2 separate regions of the Homo sapiens genome follow, and region 2 is linked to region 1. A link is an interaction called in ENCODE POLR2A ChIA-PET data of the cell type or tissue named here. Cell type or tissue: A673. All regions are shown on one strand.

Evidence for each region. Peaks named below come from ENCODE experiments on the same cell type or tissue, not always from the same donor. Only the 100,000 strongest peaks of a DNase experiment are listed, where the experiment ranks them.
Region 2: POLR2A ChIA-PET joins it to region 1 with 16 read pairs; 3 of 35 experiments call an interaction of 5 or more read pairs at or near these places.

What each region holds. Positions count from the first base shown.
Region 1 is chr17:8,026,001-8,028,500 of GRCh38, forward strand. No RefSeq gene overlaps it. Among named protein-coding and RNA genes, the nearest start is that of ALOX15B, 12 kb to the right of the region's middle. In A673, no CTCF peak of the experiment used is centred here; no DNase peak of the experiment used is centred here.
Region 2 is chr17:8,375,627-8,378,126 of GRCh38, forward strand. It overlaps KRABD2 (KRAB domain containing 2), which reads right to left and starts at 1,078. Exons shown (of 2, transcript NM_001304947.3): 1 at 274-1,078. It overlaps RPL26 (ribosomal protein L26), which reads right to left. Exons shown (of 4, transcript NM_000987.5): 4 at 1,890-2,066. The coding sequence ends at 1,938. RefSeq lists an enhancer at 717-1,268 and a silencer at 1,013-1,212. In A673, a CTCF peak has its summit at 1,167 (motif pointing left); a DNase peak (open chromatin) is centred at 1,125; H3K4me3 peaks cover 1,698 bases; H3K27ac peaks cover 2,452 bases.

The sequences.
Region 1 (2,500 bases):
AATTGGACCACGGGTGGGTTCCTGTCCCAAACTGGGTCAGTGAGAGCCCTTTGCTGGGGAACGTGGAGCTGATGCAAAGACACTCCAAAACCGTCTGTCTACCTCTTAGAGAATCCATAAACACAAGCTGTTGTGGCACTCATTCTCTGCCTTGGGAACTGGAAACAGAAAGAACTGGAAAAGCGAGAGAGGACAAAACAAACATGCAGAGAAGAGAGAGATGGAGAGAATTTTCTAAGTTCTTACAACGAACGCTCTAGTCTCTGCCTTTGGCTATCCCTGAGGCCCTGCTGGATCCCTAGCATTTTGTCCTTACAATAAATTCTCCTCTTTGCTCAAGTTCTCTCTACTATCTCTGTTCCTTACAAATTTAAGAGTCCTAATTACCCCAATCTCCCCAACCTCTAGAGTATTTCAGTCCTGTCTTCCTTCTGTTATGGATCCACTATTGCCCTGGGCCATATTTTACCTTGAAGATGACACTAGGGGTTTCTTCTTTCCTTCGAGACAGGGTCTCACTCTGTCTCCCAGGAGAGAGTGCAGTGGCGCCATCATTGCTCACTGCAGCCTTAACCTCCTGGGCTCAAGTGATCCTCCCACCTCAGCCTCCTGAGTAGCTAGAACTGCAAGTGTGCACCACCACAACTGGCTACTTTTTTTAATTGTTATTTTTATAGAGACAGGGTCTCACTATGTTTCCCAAGCTAATCTCAAACTCTGGGCTCAAGTGAGCCTCTTGCCTCCCAAAGTCCTGGGAGTATAGACATGAGCCACTGCACCTGGCCCTTTTTTTTTTTTTAAATTAAAGGAAAGTTTATTCTTTTTGTACAAGTATCTTCAGGTATTTATAATTTTACAGTTTATATTCATACATATAATTCTAGATGATTAAGAAAGGGATCCATTTTTATAAGTTGAAGAGGTCAAGATGAAAGTGTTTTTCCTTTTGATATATGGTTTTAAAGCCACAGTCTTTTCTATGAGATATTAAAGCTCCAAATGAAAGTATGGTTCTCCATTGTATGGGAGAAGTTTATTTTCTTTTGTTTCCAGCAAAGCTGTCAGCCCCCAGCCTCCATCATGGCACTAACTAGCTACACATGAGTGACTGGAACACACATCTCTACAACTGGCCCAGTCCCCACCAGGTATGTTTAAAGAGGCTGCCTTTGAGGACCCTATAATAAAGGAATCCTTTATCAAAGGACATGCCCAAACCAGGTGCAACAATCCCACAGACTCTACTAATGCACACTTTATTGCCAGGGACAGTGACATTCATGGAGAGCAGAGCAGAATCCTCCCAATTTACTAGCAGCAGCCAAATTCTCAATCTTTTCCAAAGGGAATGAAGATCCAGCATGCTCCTCTGCCACTCCTCTCATGAGCAGGTAGGAGAGTGGGCACTCACTGGGCAGAGCCAGAGAGGAGGGGCAGCCATCCAGGAGAAGGAGGATGACGCTAGGTTTCATCTTCTATGTCAATTTCAACCAGTTGGTTGTGCCTCTCTAGAATGCTATGATGACAAAGATTCTGAGGCCATTTTCAGGCTTAAAAAGAATTCATGGGTTGATTAACAATGTCTGCCATGGGCACGGATTGGGAAGGGGCTGAGTGCTCACCATGTATATTCACTGACCTTGTCACACATACAACACCCAGCTCATTGCCACCCCTGTAGACACGCATAAGACATACTTGTTGAATGAATACATGACATGATTATCTAAGGGACCCCTTTGGTGGGATGAGTGACAGGGATGCAGGACACGAAAGATGTGAGGAGGAGCAGAACAGATAAGACAGAGACATGTGATGCTCTCAGTTCAGGAATCAAATACACAGGGTTGAGAGACCTCCGTATTCATCAGGATTCTTCTGATCTAAAGGGTTTCAATTTTTTTGTAAAGGAAACGTTTGCTTCAGGTAACCAAAAAAAGAGACCAAGAATAGGTCTTGCTTCAGGTATCGGTGCATCCAGGAGCTCCCGCACTGTATCTCTACATGCCATTCAGCTGTGCTTTTGTCTGTGTTGTCTTCATTCTCAGGTGGGCTCTCCTGAAATGGTCACAGAAATAGCCAGCAACCATTTCAAGGCTTGCTTACATACTATAATCTCAGCAACTAAAACAAACAAACAAACAAAAAATCCCAGGGCTGATTTTTTGTTGTTTGTTTGTTTTTAAAGACAGGGTCTTGCTCTGTTGCCCAGGTTGGAGTACAGTGGCAGGATCATCAATCACTCTGTAACCTCAGTTCCTGGGCTCAAGCTATCCTCCTGCCTCAGCCTCCCAAGTAGCTGGGAGTACAGGCGTGTGCCACCATCCCCAGATAATTTCCAAGTCCTGCCTAATTTTGCCCAAACTGAATCATGTGCCCACCCCTGGAGCCAGAGAGTGAAGCGAGCTCTACTGTAATCATGTGGGCTGAGAATGGGGAAGGAATTATTCTTTACAGGAAAATGGGGATGTTGCTACCTGAATAAGGGGACTGGGTGCTG
Region 2 (2,500 bases), 350 kb after region 1:
TCCTACCGCAGCCTCCCAAGTAGCTGGGACTACAGGCATGCGTCACCAGACCCAGCTAATTTTTTCTTTTCTTTCTTTTTTTTTTTTTTTTGTAGAGACGGGGTCTCATTATGTTGCCCGAGGCTTCAGTATCTTTTCCAAAGCAACATGAAAGAAATGTGACCGTAAATCAATCAGCTTCTTGGTGTGATCTATGTGACGGCTAGGTGATAAACGAGTTGGTCAGAGAAAACTGGAAATATTTCCAAAGCCATGTTTACTCCCTTCACCCACCTGTGAGTCTTCGCCTTGGCTGTTTCCGACTCGGAATGTCCTCGCATTGATCCTCCCAATCACAGCCAGCTGAAACCAGCCTCCTTCCTGACGTATTCAGTAACTTTAGCTGATTGCCATCTCTCCTTCATCTCAACAACCTGTACCACACTCACTGGAGCACTTCGCTTTGCATCTTTAGTCGACCAGTTCAGATATATACAACCTATAAGGTAGGGACGGAGGCTTCTACCTGCCTGTACCCCCTTTGGAGGGCCCACGAATACAGAGCTGAGCACAAAAGATGTTTAAAGGACATTTTGTCAAAAATGTCGCTTACAGGTAGGTCGTTATTAGCAAGGTAGAGCAGCGGTACGGCCGAGTCTACGCTTGGGAATTCATTTGCTGACTCTTATCATTTACTGACTAAAGCAAAGTTACTGAGGCCTCAGTTTCCTCATCTACAACCCGGGGAGATGACCAGTACCCATCACAATCGATTGCTATGAAGATTCAATGATAATGCAGATAAGGCACTTAATACAGTGTCCCCTCACCGTCCACACCACACGGGCACGCCCGCTTATTCCTGAGGACCGGGCTGGGATGTCGCCTCCTTTGTGTAGCCTTCCTACCCTGACTTCGCAGACTGCTCCCACCGCCTGGATCCATGCCCGTCCACCCGCCAGCTCAGGGCTGAACGGCTGAGGCGGGCGCGCGGTGGAGAAAAGAGCTGCAGACTGAGGAAGGTCAGGAAGGAGAAAGGGACACACCAGACGCGGCGTCTGAATCCCCCTCCACCCAGAGGCCCCCGAGCAGCAACTCCGCCCCACCTCCCGCCCGCTCCGCCGGAAGCCGGTCAGCGCCAGCCGGAAGCCCCGCCCCCTAGAGGCACCGCGGACACCGTGCAGCGCTGTTCACCCAGATGCCAGCTGTGACCTTGGCTAAGCCAGTGACTTAACTCGGGCCCGTTCCCCATTCCCACGTTGTTGCCAAGTCTCCAGCCTGGAAAGTAAACGGGCTTCAGGTGTCCTGTTTAGATGCTTAAAATGAGGAACGGCAGGAGCACACACACTGCTGCCACCTCACACCTTTTCACTTCATCCTGACGAAGCTGCAGTTTAGTTTATATTTTAACTCAAAGACGTGTTAGGTTTTGGTTTGATGGCACTCATCCAGCACTTGTGCAGAAAACAAGGTAAAGGGGGCCCATGGGTCTATCAGATAACCTGAACCCGAGACCTCTCAATCTGGAGGAACAGCTTGAAGAAGTCATCTAGAAGCTATAAAGTCACAGAAGCTTCTTATCCTATTGAAAGCAAGACTTCCTATCCAATGGCAATACAAACTTTTACGCAGTAAGGTAAAAAATATAGCCTGTCCATATAGCAACCTATCCATAGTAAGCAAGTTAAAAGACAGGTTCAAGAGGAAGTGTTTCCAACTAGCTTTTCTTGTAGGCCTTCTTCTTCTCAATGACACCCCTCCAGCTTCTGATATATCCTCAAATGCTGCTGCCCACTATAAAAAAAATCTCATCAGTCCTGATTTCAGAAAAATTTTAGACCAACAAATCAGAGGTAAGAGACTGATCCACTGAAAACTAGGGAGTGTCCTAAATCACCACACACAAAACACAGGCTCTTTGTTTCAAGTTTTAATCAAAGCTTGTATATAAGATTACTTTATTCCTGCATCTTCTCAATGGTTTCTTCCTTGTATTTGCCCTTTTCCTTTCCTACTTGGCGAGATTTGGCTTTCCGTTCGAGGATCTTTTTGCGGTCTTTGTCCAGTTTTAGCCTAGTGATAACCACCTGCAGAAAAATAAGAAAAAAACACTCCCAAGCTTTAAATAATCACTAAAACACAAGGGAAAGCCCAACATTCAATACCATTTCCCAAACCTGGGGTAGGTGGATGCCTAATAAGAAAAGATTTTAACTTTTAAAAAACTCCAGAAATCACTCTTTAGCCATCAAACCTGGCTTATTTACTAATTTCCTACCAACAAAGGAGAAAAGGCAAGATGGTATCAGTAATTCTTAAAGCCTCTTCTGTGCTTCATTATAAGATTTGTTTCTTTTTCACTGAGAAATATATGATTCTGCTCTTCTCACTACAGTTTTACAAGCTGTCATATACAAATATATTTGTTTCCAAAGTAACTTCAGGCTGGGTGCGGTGGTTCATGCCCCCAATCCCAGCACTTTGGGAGGCAGAGGCAGGCGGATCACCTGAGGTCAGGAGT